Linked DNA regions of Homo sapiens: region 1 is linked to region 2. The links are chromatin contacts, found by Hi-C or POLR2A ChIA-PET in ENCODE. All regions are on one chromosome and are shown on one strand. Each heading gives the region's core, a stretch centred on a gene start or an enhancer-like site at or near the end of the contact. The rest is flanking DNA. Distances are from core to core; before and after follow the strand shown.

Region 1 (6,398 bases), core at 1,291-3,790, 120 kb before region 2:
TGGGAGAATCACTTCAGGCCAGGAGGCCAAGGCTGCAGTAAGCCATAATCATGCCACTGCACTCCAGGGTGACAGAGCAAGATTCTGTCTCTAAAAAAATAATAATAAATAAGAAGAAGAAAAAGAAGTGAATATCAAAAAGTTAGCATGTTGATTGGACACAGCACACAAAAAGCTGGCTCCTAGGCATGCTAAAAATGTTCTATTTCTTGATCTGTGTGTTGTATATAGGAGTATTTATAACAGCTCATTAAGCTGTGTATTTTATTATACACTTTTCAGTATACCTCTTTTCTTTCAAAACAAAAAGGTTTTTGAAAGTGCTAAGCACAGGCCTAGTACATAGTAAACATTCAATAAAACAAATGTTTTTTTAAGGCAAGATACTATCAAATTGGTGTAACACACATTGAAAGAATCAAAGTACCTGTGAGTATGAAGAAGTCACACATGAAGTAAAAGTCATTTACTCCTGATTAGGTCATCATTCTAGTAGAAAAAAAACTGGTTATACAACTCCTTTGCACCTAAAGGAGGTAGGATCTACAAATCCTATAAATGAGAAAGGTCGTATGGATTTCAATTAGCTACTTGGAATTGAACAAATTAATCTCTATAAATCTCAGTTTCCTCATCTGTCTGAGAAAATACCTGTCTAGATAGCTTATCATGAGGTTCAAATTAAACAATATTTGTAAAAACACTTTATGAATGGCAAAGTACCAAATGTATAGCATTATTAATATACTATTACATGACATGATTTTAGATATAAATAAATCGAGCATGAGAGGAAATACCATAGAACATGAAAATACGAACACTTCATATCCTGCTTTTCATTTAGGATTTGGAAAACACGATGTCCCTAAATTGGTATAAAATCTTCGGGGGTAATATGAGAACAGAGGAAACCCCAGATAATGTGAAAATTGAGTAACAGCTTGGGGGGAAACCCGCAGCTGATATCTCAACACAGTTGTCCCTCGGTATACTGGGGGACTGGTTCCAGGAAGGACCCCTGAGTACACCAAATTACACACACACTCAAGTCCTGCAGTCCCCCGAGGAACCTGCATATACAAAAAGTTGGCCCTCTGTACAGACAGGTTTCACATCCTGCAGATACCACTGTTTTGATCAGCATTGGGATGAAAACAAATCCACATATAAGTGGATTGTTTTAAAAAGAAAAAACGCAGCTCAAACCTGTGTTGTGCAGGGGTCAGCTCTACAACAGCATTCACTAATTCTGACCAAATGACAGTTCCAAAAGAGAACTCCACCCTTAAAATACTGTTGACTTCATCCTAAACTGGATTATCTTTGATGGCAGGAACTAATCTAAATCATCTTCATGAGATGCTTTAGGTGTAACACAAATGGAACAGGAAGGAAAGAGCTCCAAACCAGCCTAATTAACTGCAGTCCACAGCAAGTGGGCAAATGTTGCTGGGAAGGAGGCAAGAAGAAGAAATGCTATGGCCAGAACACTCAGAAAATGGCAACTCTAAACAAGACTGAATTATTGTATCATTGTTTTTATTTTATTTTATTTATTTTTTTTTTTTGAAACAGTTTCACTCCGTCACCCAGTCTGGAGTACAGTAGTGCATCTCAACTCACTGAAACCTCCACCTCCTGTGTTCAAGTGATTCTCCTGCCTCAGCCTCCTGAGTAGCTGGAATTACAGGCGCCTGCCACCATGCCCGGCTAATTTTTGTATTTTTAGTAGAGAAGGGGTTTCACCATGCTGGCCAGGCTGGTCTTGAACTCCTGACCTTAGGTGATCCACCCGCCTTGGCCTCCCAAAGTGCTGGGATTACAGGGTGAGCCACTGCACCTGGCTTTTATTGTAACTTTTTTTTTTCCCTTAGAGACAGAGTCTTACTCTGTGGCCCAGGCTGGAGTGCAGTGGCATGATCTCAGCTCACTGCAACCTCCACCTCCCGGGTTCTAGCAATTCTCCTGCCTCAGCCTCCCAAGTAGCTGGGACTACAGGTGCACACCGCCACACCTGGCTAATTTTTCATATTTTAGTGGAGACAAGGTTTCACCGTGTTGCCCAGGCTGGTCTCGAACTCCTGAGCTCAGGCAATCCACCCACCTCAGCCTCCCAAAGTGCCAGGATTACAGGGTGAGCCACCGCACACGGTCTTTATTGTAACTTTATTTTTTTCAATTGTAACATTTTAAAGGAAATGTATATATCACAGAATTTCAGAAAGGGAATGGACACCAATACAAGTACTAATTTTACAAATGAAGAAATGTGAAGCCTCAAGAGTAGAACTGACCTACTGGTTACAGTAAGTAGCTGTTTTATGAGTAAATAATTACTAAGTAAATTTTAAAAGTAAAAGTCTTGTAATAAACAGTCACGGCTCATTAACAAAGCTCCATAAAAACTGAAATCTCCTCATCTCCTGCCAATATTTAAACTTGGCAGTCAACCCCTTCTTTTTTTTTTTTGAGACAGAGTCTCGCTGTTTCCCAGGCTGGGATGCAGTGGCGTGATCTTGACTCACTGCAACCTCTGCCTCCCGGGTTCACGTGATTCTCCTGCCTCAGCCTCCTGAGTAGCTGGGACTACAGGCGCGTGCCACCACGCCCGGCTAATTTTTGTATTTTTTAGTACAGACGGGATTTCACCGTGAATCCAGGAGGCGGAGGTTTCAGTGAGTTTAGATACACCACTGTACTTCAGATTGGTCAACAGAGAGAGACTCCGTTTAAAAAAAAAGAAAAAAAGGAAGAGAAAAGGAAAGCAAATAAAACAGTTTATTGATACTATTGAGCCATAAGGAGCTACACTATTTGTACTTGAAAGATAACAGCCATTCAAAGCTGTACCTTCCCCAAAGAAAAGCCCCACCTCAACCACATCAACTGCTACTAGCTAAATAAAAACATACAACCTTCCAAACCCGGGGTTTGACGAATGAGCCAGATGAAACTACACATTCATTTGCTCGAAAAAGTAAGTGTAACAGCCAACTCAGCCGTTTATCAGAAGGCACAGGCCCTTGAGAAGAGCATCATGGGTCGCGGTGATATTTGTATGTGTATATGTGCATATATATATACACATACATATATCTCCATGGTTCCTGGCTTAAAGCTCCTATATAACCCTTGTAATTTCCTAAGTGACTTTGGTTAAAATACTGTATTCGGCCTCTTGCCACTGGTTCCTGAACAGCTCCAGAGTGATAAAAGCAAAAGACAGTCTTTTGCTATTTATAACAAGCCCCTTTCAACCACACCTGAGCTTATGTTAATGAGATGATTTTTGCAAAGTCCCTAGATAACCACAGGACTGGTGGCCAATTGCCAGGGGAATCAACCCTGTGCTCATACAGTTAGAACTCAAAACCCCACCCTCAACCTCCAGGGAAAGGAGAGGGGCTGAAGGTTGCACTGATAACCAATGGCCAATGACTTAATCAATCATGCTTACCTAATGAAGCCTCCATAAAAACCTAAAAGGGGGCATCCAGGAGAGTGAAGAGGAACACATCCACTTGCTGGGAGGGTGAGGCACCCCAGCTCTACCGGGATGGAAGCTCCTGCGTTCAGTACTCTTCCAGGCTTTGCCCTGGGTATCTCTTCATCTGGCTGTTCACTTGTGTCCTTTAAAACATCCTTTCTAATGAACTGGTCAGTATGTTTCCTGAGTTCTGTGAGCCACTCTAACAATTTCATGGAACCCAATAAGGGGATATTGGGAAACCAGTTTATAGCCAGCAGGTCAGAAGCACAGGTAAAACCACCTGGAGCCTGTGACTGGCACTGAAGACTGGGGACAGACTTGTGGGACTGAGCCCTCAATCTGTGAGATCTGACGCTATCTCCAGGTAGACAGTGTCAGAACTGAACTGAACTGAACTGCATTAGAGGACACCAGCTGGCAGCTGCTGCAGAACTGGTTGACTGCTTGGTGTGTGGGGACACACTCCCACACATTTGGTCACAGAAGTATTTTGTGTTGAGAGTACAGGAGAAACCAATTCTGTTATTCCTATATTCTAGGAGTCATCCACAGTCATTCGAGCAGTTTCTACACGAGAGAAGAAAGTCTACTGCATCGTAGTAAAAAATAAACATTAAACCTTCAGAACTATTTGCACAAAAGAAAAATGGAATCACAGGTCAGGTGGGGAAGGAGTGGTGCTTATCAAAGGTCAGCCACTTAGTACAAATTTGCTAAACTGCCTTGGTCAGAGCACATTGTCAGAACCCCACTCTTTCCACAGAATTTTCCAAACATTAACCCATGTCCGTAGCACGCTGATGAGGTAAATGATGTTTTACAGATAGGGAGGAACAAAAAAGTGAGGGCCTGGCTGAGCCAATATTCTCTCTGCCTTTTAGTTAGCATACAGATCTCTGTTTATTATTCTAGAAAGCTGTTCTCAATTTCACACATAGGGGATTATGTTTTAAGATGTAAAGTCTATATAAGGGCTGCTTTGCTTACCACTATCTTTGTCAACCATTATCAAAAACTCCATTAATTAAGCTAGGCACCATGGTGTGCACCTATAGTCCCAGCTACTCAGGAGGCTGAAGCAGGAGAATCCCCTAGGAACTCGAGTCCTGTCTGGGCAACGTAACAAGACGTCATCTCTAAAAAAACAGAATAAAATAAAATAAATCTGGGCACAGTGGCTCACACCCAACACTTTGGGAGGCCGAGGCAGGAAGATCATTTCAGCCAACGTGTTTGAGACCACCCTGGATAGCACAGTGAGCCTCTGTCTCTACAAAAAAAAAAAAAAAAAAAAAAAAAAAAAAAAACCTAAAAATAACAAAATAACAAATAAAAAATAAAAATAATCCATAAATTAGTTAAGAAACCAGCTTTTGAGCACCTTCTACCTGTAACAACAGGCCTGCCTACAAAGAAAATATTAGTTTTAAGTAAATCCTACTTTATTTTATTCTACCCATTGCTACAGAAACAAAGATCTGATCATTTTGTAGTTGGGTATGTCAAAATCTTTTTATTATACAAGTAAATGTGTCTAGAGATTGACTGGAAAGAGGCACAAGGGAACTATCTGGGATATAGAGATTTTCTCTATTGATTAAGGTGGTGGTTATAATAATTCATCAAATCTCATTAAACTGTATATTTAATATCTATGCATTTCCTGGTATATAAATTTTACCTAAAAAGTTTAAGAGTCAAAGACAATTATTTAATAGTGAAACCCCTGAGTTGGGAAACACAAAGGGTAAACCCCATATAATTAAAAAAAGACAAAAAGCCTAACTGAAAAAACATATTCTTTCCTTTGGTCTACATTTCAACTTCTGTGTACTGATTAATTCTTGAAAAATCAAATACCCATGGGGCTTTCATAACACCACTAAGCAGAAAGGAGAGGGTCTCAGGGCAGAGTGGACACTTTCATCTGCCTGTGAGCATATAAACCACATTCATCAACTAGAGCTGCCCCATCCATCAGCCAAAGCAAAAACAAACTGTCCTTGTGTCAAAACGCAACATAGAAAGTCACCCTGTGATATCTCCTCTGAGACGGGTTAAGAGAAGAAGAAATGAATTGAAATCTCATTTATAACCACACGGCCTAAATTAGTCTCTCATAGTCATCAATGAGATGCTTATCAGATTGTGGAGGGCAAGGGAGGAAATGTGAAGAAGTTAAAAAAAAAAAAAAGGTACAAATGTAAGTAACTAATATTGTAAGTGAAAAACCCACTTCCATCTTACCACACAGGTTTATTTTGTTCAGAAACAAACGCAAAGTGAATACATAACTGGATCTATTTCAAGGGTTAATATAATAAAAATACCTTTACTCTGGAAGCAAAAAGAGTTCCTTCTTGATAGAAATGCCAGGTTTAACCATTGGCAGATTGTAGAAAACACAAATGACAACTAAGATAACTAGTGTGGGCTAAACAATAACATTTTCACTTTTTGAAATAACTCCAAGGCAACTCCAAAGTCAATCATTCTTATTAGCAGTTGTTGAGGCCCAGAAACCGATACCTCAAAATATGGCACTTTGACATGCTGAACTGTACAATCCTCAAGGCCTCTCTGACCATCCCCTCACCACCCCCAAAGCACAGGGAGAAGTTGTTCTCTGAAGTTCCCTTATCTGCCTAAATCTGGACCTGCCAAAGAAGAAAATAGTTATCTCTGTCCCTTCCCCGAGTTTTCATTAACTGAACTAATATTGCAGGAAGAGAGACTGAAGTATGTCAATACACCTGATGATTTTTTTTTTTTTTTTTAGACAGGGACTCACTCTGTCGCTCAAGCTGGAATCACAATCACAGCTCACTGCACCCTTGACCTACTGGGCTCAAGTGATCCTCTAGTCTCAACCTCCCTGGTAGATGGGACTATAGTCATGTGCCAC
Region 2 (7,089 bases), core at 1,697-4,196:
GGCAAAAACGGGAAGCATTCCCTTTGAAAACCAGCACAAGACAAGGATGCCCTCTCTCACCACTCCTATTCAACATAGTGTTGGAGGTTCTGGCCAGGGCAATCAGGCAAGAGAAAGAAATAAAGGGTATTCAATTAGGAAAAGAGGAAGTCAAATTTTCCCTGTTTGCAGATGACATGATTGTATATTTAGAAAACCCCATTGTCTCAGCCCAAGATCTCCTTAAGCTGATAAGCAACTTCAGCAAAGTCTCAGGATACAAAATCAATGTGCAAAAATCACAAGCACTCCTATACACCAATAACAGACAATAACAGAGAGCCAAATCATGAGTGAACTCCCATTCACAATTGCTACAAAGAGAATAAAATACCTAGGAATCCAACTTACAAGGGATGTGAAGGACCTCGTCAAGGAGAACTACAAACCACTGCTCAGTGAAATAAAAGAGGACACAAACAAATGGAAGAACATTCCATGCTCATGGATAGGAAGAATCAGTATTGTGAAAATGGCCATACTGCCCAAGGTAATTTATAGATTCAATGCCATCCCCATCAAGCTACCAAAGACTTTCTTCACAGAATTGGAAAAAACTACTTTAAACTTCATATGGAACCAAAAAAGAGCCCGCATTGCCAAGACAATCCTAAGCAAAAAGAACAAAGCTGGAGGCACCACGCTACCTGACTTCAAACTATACTACAAGGCTACAGTAACCAAAACGGCATGGTACTAGCACCAAAACAGATATATAGACCAACAGAACAGAACAGAGGCCTCAGAAATAACACCACACATCTACAACCATCTGCTCTTTGACAAATTGACAAAAACAAGAAATGGGGAAAGGATTCCCTATTTAATAAATGGTGCCAGGAAAACTGGCTAGCCATATGTAGAAAGCTGAAACTGGATCCCTTCCTTACACCTTATACAAAAATTAATTCAAGATGGAGTAAAGACTTAAATGTTAGACCTAAAACCATAAAAACCCTAGAAGAAAACATAGGCAATACCATTCAGGACATAGGCATGGGCAAAGACTTCCTGACTAAAACACCACAAGCAATGGCAACAAAAGCCAGAATAGACAAATGGGATATAATTAAACTAAAGAGCTTCTGCATGGCAAAAGAAACTACCATCAGAGCGAACAGGCAACCTACAGAATGGGAGAAAATTTTTGCAATCTACCCATCTGACAAAGGGCTAATATCCAGAATCTACAAAGAACTTAAACAAATTTACAAGAAAAAAAACAAACAACCCCATCAAAAAGTGGGCAAAGGATATGAACAGACACTTCTCAAAAGAAGACATTTATGCAACCAACAGACACATGAAAAAATGCTCATCATCACTGGTCATCAGAGAAATGCAAATCAAAACCACAATGAGATACCATCTCATGCCAGTTAGAATGGCGATCATTAAAAAGTCAGGAAACAACAGATGCTGGAGAGGATGTGGAGAAAGAGGAACACTTTTACACTGTTGGAGGGAGTGTAAATTAATTCAACCATTGTGAAAGACAGTGTGGCGATTCCTCAAGGATCTAGAACTAGAAATACCATTTGACCCAGCCATCCCATTACTGGGTATATACCCAAAGGATTATAAATCATGCTGCTATAAAGATACATGCACACGTATGTTTATTGTGGCACTATTCACAATAGCAAAGACTTGGAACCAACCCAAATGTCCATCAATGATAGACTGGATTAAGAAAATGTGGCACATATACACCACGAAATACTATGCAGCTGTAAAAAGGATGAGTTCATATCCTTTGCAGGGACATGGACGAAACTGGAAACCATCATTCTCAGCAAACTATCACAAGGACAGAAAACCAAACACCGCATGTTCTCATAGGTGGGAATTGAACACTGAGAACACTTGGACAAAGGGCGGGGAACATCACACACGGGGGCCTGTCGGGGACTGCGGGGCTGGGGGAGGGATAGCATTAGGAGAAATACGGAATGTAAATGACGAGTTGATGGGTGCAGCAAACCAACATGGCACACGTATACCTATGTAACAAACCTGCACGTTGTGCACATGTACCCTAGAACTTGAATAAAAAAAAAAAAAAAAAAGAAAAATTACTTGACATATCTTGACATTTTAGGCTCCCAGGATTTTACAGTATTCTTAACAGGTTTTGTCAGCAAAATCAACCCCCACCCCCGCATCAGTTTAAGAGCCCTGGAAGGCTCTGCCTATTCACCAGCATAGAGCTGAGATCCTTAAAGGGCCAGTTCAGGGCACTGCTCCAGCAACCGTTGCGCTGCTATAAGCTTGAGCACATCTCTTGCCCCTCCTCTCTACTTTTATAGATCCTGCATTTATTTAGCATATAATCTTTTCAATATTGACTTTGTATATGTATGTCTTCCCCTAAACTGGATGTATCTTTTAAGGAAAAGCCTGGGGTTCGTCATCCCCCTATGTATCACCTTTACAGGCGGTCACCCAAAATCTCCACATTCATCATAGAAACAGAAATTCCACTAATAAATGTCAGGTACTGCCTCCTTAACCTTGGTCCGCTATTTCCCTCCCACTTTCAGCAGTCTGGTTTATTCCATGGGTGGAAGAGGAAGCCAAGTTGGCTGAGTGTGAAGGGAATGGCGTCAGTGTGACTTCACGCCACATCGTCCCGAATGCCAGCTCCACACTGCGGTGGCACGAACGCAGGATTGAGAGATGCAGCTGGAGTAAAGAGAGAAGCCCATGTCCCTCAGACGCCACACAAAATGGGGGTAACCGCGAGAACAAAGCAGGGTACCCAACGGGGTGTGGCGGGACACCTGGGCGCACGCCGCCAGCGCCCGGGAGAGCGAAGGCGGGGAGAGAGGAACCACGCTGAGGCGTGGCAGGATGGGGGCGGGACTTCCGGAAGCCATTTGGCTGAGTGGCAGGGGAACCGGAAGTGGAGGAGCTGCTGCTGGTGCTGGGGCCGGAGGAGGGACGCGCCGGAGCGGGACCGACGGGACCGAGCGAGCGACCGACGCGCCACCCGCCGACGCCTCAGCCGCTTGGGGCCCGCACGGACCCTCTACTTCAGTGAGTGCATCCAGGGTCGCAGGGAACCGGTGGCTTAGAGGCGGGGGTCGGAAGGGGCTGCGAGGTGTTATTGTGAGAGGCCCGCGACCTCCCCTCCCCCACCCTTGCGGCCCCTCCCCCCACGCCGCCCCATCCACTTGGGGGGGGCCTCGCGAGCGCGCGCCTTCTCTGCGGGCCCAGCGTCGGCTTCCCAGCAGCCGGCGCAGCTAGTTTTCGCTCTGAGAGCCCTTTCCCGATATTCCATACCGAAAGCTGGCGTTTCTCCTCAGCCGCCGGCCGGCGCCTCCACGGCCTTTCCCAGGAGGGTAGCGCGGCGGGCGCCCCGCCCCGCCCTGCCCTGCCCTGCCCTGCCGGGCCCACCCGCGGTAGGCCTTGCGCACCCCAGCTCGCCCCGGCTGGGCGCTGCAGCTCCTGCCCGGGTCTCCGCTGCTGCCTTTTCCCTTTATCACAGGGGTCTAACTTCTCACTCTTCTCTCCCCTCGCGTCTGGTCGGAGGCCAAAACCAGTTACTCCGTTGTGTTTTTACCGAGCACTTTTCCCTCCTCCTTTTGTTGAAAAATTTCAACTCTTTAGAAACTTCTCCGTTGCCTCTTAGGATGTGTTTATTCAAAAGTTGCATAGACCGTCACCACTCGGAAGGGATTATTTCTTGGAAGGCTTTCCAGCCCCCATCTCATCTTAGACATGAATGTGCTCGGAGCGGCTGGTGACCTGCCCAAGGTCAGCCAGCTAGATAAACCTGTCAGCGGAGAGGTTTGGGGGGATGTTTTTTTCCTGGCTCACCGTCCGTTTGCCAGATCCGTGCCTTCTGGTCTACAGGTTTGATTGACCCGTTGCGTGGTGACTCATGCTTCTGCTTTTCATAGCTCGCAGGCCAGCGTTGCTTTTCAGAATTTATACACAAACAAGAACTAACACTCGGAGCTTTCGCCTCTTTGTAGAGCTTACCCGTAGAGAAAGGAAAGACCACCCGGATCCACCCTAGGACCTCATTTTGTACAGCTTGAAATTATGGGAAGGGGTTGGGCCGGGGGTAAAGGTGTGGAGAAAGTGGAAGGAGAAAGTGCTTAATTAAGATTGTCTTTGCCTTGGATGTGCCTTGTGTCTTTGGCTTCTTCTGGGCACATTGTTCTGACATAAAGGTTGCCTCCTTGTGGGGGAGAAGGGGAGGATTAGTTTGTTGGCTTGGGCATTTGATCATAAATTATGGAGGTGCTGGACCGGAGGAACCACCCACCAGCCCACGGAGGCTACCGGGCATTCAGGATAAGGGCCGCCTTCTTCTTCAGAATAACCATACCCACTCCCTCTGAAACAAAGTGGAGAGTCTTAGGTCTGAGTGGAAACTCTAAATCTTTTAATTCTTGGTTCAACTTTCTTCATCTGTTTTCCTGGTTCAGACTAAAACATCTAACTCAGCTGGAGAAGTTATAACGCTTTGTTGTTGGACGTGGTTTCTCATTAAATACATTGCACTATGCTGGTATAAGCACTTGGAAATTCTAGTGCTGTATTGTCATAGTAAGTAGAGAATATAGAAAAGGCAGGAAAATCGTGCAAGTCGGTTACTCCTCGTCTTCCCAGAGAACTCACTTTAATGGACAACAAAGCTTCCCCTGGAGTACAGTCTGTTGTGGCAAATTAACAAAACTTGTTCTTCAGACCTTTTATTTGCATTCTGCTTGGTCTTTCTTTCTTTTTTTTTTTTTTTTTTTGTGTGTGTGACGGAGTCTCAGTCTGTCGCCCAGGCTGGAGTGCAGTGGCGCGATCTCTACTCACTACAACCTCTGCCTCCCGGTTCAAGCTTATAGGCATGTGCCACCACACCCAGCTAATTTTGTATTTTTTTTTTTTAGTAGAGACGGGGTTTCGCCACGTTGGCCAGGCAGGTCTTGAACTCCCGACCTCAAGTGATCCACCCGCCTCGGCCTCCCAAAGTGCTGGGATAACAGGCGCAGGAAACCCAAAGTCACTCAGAAGTTTGCGTCTTACCACTGGGTAGCTCTTAGTTCGTTCTTATTTTATGTGTCCATAAGAGCAGATAATTCTTCGTTTCAATTGGAAAGAATACAACAGCTGGAGCCTGAGCAACATGGCAAGACCTCGTCTCTACGAAATTTAAAAATTAGCCATGTGTGGTGGCGTGGGCCTGCAGTACCAGTTACTCTGGAAGGAAGAAATGGGAGGATCACTTGAGCCCAGGAGATCAAGGCTGCAGTGAGCTGTGTTACGCCACTTCACTCCAGCTAACGACTGACTGAGACCCTGTCGGGGTAAAAAACAAAAAACAAAACACAGCCGGCTGGGTGCTGTGACTCATTCCTGTAATTCCAGCACTTTGGGAGGCCAAGGCAGCAGGATCACTTGAGCCTAGGAGTTCAAGATCAGCCTGAACAATATGGTGAGATCCCCATCTATTGGAAAAAAAAAAAAAAAAGGTCAGGCAGCTATTCGGGAGGATCGCTTGAGTGCAGGAGGCGGAAACTGCAGTGAGCCATGATTTCTCCACTGTGCTTCAGTCTGGGCATCAGAGTGAAGCCCTATCTCAAAAAAAACAAAAAAAAAGCCGGCCGGGCGTGGTGGCTCACGCCTGTAATCCCAGCACTTTGGGAAGCCAAGGTGGGCGGATCACCTGATGTCAGGAGTTCGAGACCACCCTGACCAATATGATGAAACCCCGTCTTCACTAAAAATACAAAAATTAGCTGGGCATGGTGGCAGGCACCTGTAATCCCAGTACTCGGGATGCTGAGACGGGAGAATTGCTTGAACCCGAGAGGCGGAGGTTGCAGTGAGCCAAGGTCGCGCCGTTGTACTCCAGTCTGGGCAACGGGAGCGAAACTCTGTCTCAAAAAAAGAAAAGCCAGTTTAATTTTTATTTTTGAGACAGGGTCTTGCTCTGTCCCTGAGGCTGGAGTGCAGTGGCGCACCACCACCCCCAGCTAATTGTTGTGGTTTTTGTAGAGACACAGTTTCACCATGTTACCCAGGCTGGTCTCAAACTCCTGGGCTCAAGCAGTCCACCTGCCTTAGTGTCCCAAAGTGCTGGGATTACAGGCATGAGACACTGTACCCAGCCACAACAGTTTCTCTGATTTCCAAATTGTTTTAATCCTCTATATGCATAGTCTTCTAGGTTGTGCATTTCCAGCTTTGTTCTTAAAGAGGAGATTGTGTGAGTTTGTGGCTCAGTTTTTCTTTTCCTGGTGTTTAAAAATGTTACCAAGCCATGGGCATCAGTAAAACTGAAAGCTGCTTTGTAATAAGATTTTGATTGACAAAATAATACAAAATCAGAGTCAGAAGACACAAAGAAACACATTTCTGCTCAGATACTTTGCCATTGTAGGGGAAGAAGGATCACCTTGTATTCATAGCTATAGACAAAAAGACTGTGTAATTAGGAATATTTTGTGACCTCCCAGTTCTTCCTGCCTTGTAGCTTCAGATAAGTGACATTTTGTTCCTCGGTTTCTCTATGTGTATGCTTTTTTTATTTTCCCATGAAGAAATTTAGGGTTGAGATGGAAGTGTTTTGCTCAGGGTATCAGAATGCCATTAAATTTGGGTAGTAGAAAGTATAAGTGAAACAACTTAGTAAATTAGAATTAGAATTTATCTTTTTTCTTTTTTTTTTCTTTTTTTTTTTTTTAGATGGAGTCTTGCTCTGTCACCCAGAGTGGGGTGCAGTGGTGTGATCTCTGCTCACTGCAACCTCCACCTCCTGGGTTCAAGAGATTCTCATGCCTCAGCCTCCTGAGTAGCTGGGATTACAAGTATGTGCCACCCAACCTGGCTAATCTTTTGTATTTTTAGTGGAGACAGGATTTCACCATGTTGGCCAGGCTGGTCTCGAACTCCTGACCTCAGGTGATCCTCCTGCCTCGGCCCCCCCAAAATGCTGGGATTACAGGTGTGAGCCACCATGCCCGGCCTCTATGTAGTCTTTTCTAATCAGAACATAATATCATTTGCTCAAGAGTAGGCTTTGGAAGTCTGTCACTCTGGTTT

The links. A loop is a pair of places that touch in the nucleus more often than their neighbours do. ChIA-PET counts read pairs that join two places held with the same protein, here RNA polymerase II (POLR2A). Pooled maps may share reads with other maps.
Region 1: a pooled map shows a loop between it and region 2 (3-fold over the local background). The contact joins the enhancer-like site here to the promoter of PAFAH1B2 in region 2. A Hi-C loop is called at or near these places in 4 of 50 pooled maps. POLR2A ChIA-PET finds 5 or more read pairs at or near these places in 8 of 52 experiments (A673, BJ, HepG2 and 5 more).

What each region holds. Positions count from the first base shown.
Region 1 is chr11:117,017,162-117,023,559 of GRCh38, forward strand. The region is part of intron 1 of SIK3 (SIK family kinase 3); the gene reads right to left. Among named protein-coding and RNA genes, the nearest start is that of SIK3, 78 kb to the right of the region's middle. RefSeq lists an enhancer at 3,899-4,008. Within about 2 kb of position 2,541, at least 7 of the 41 ENCODE cell types and tissues checked have a DNase peak (open chromatin) inside an H3K27ac peak, as active enhancers do; they include A673, where a contact is called at or near this core.
Region 2 is chr11:117,141,341-117,148,429 of GRCh38, forward strand. It overlaps PAFAH1B2 (platelet activating factor acetylhydrolase 1b catalytic subunit 2), which reads left to right and starts at 2,947. Exons shown (of 6, transcript NM_002572.4): 1 at 2,947-3,078. RefSeq lists a silencer at 3,157-3,476 and an enhancer at 4,027-4,206.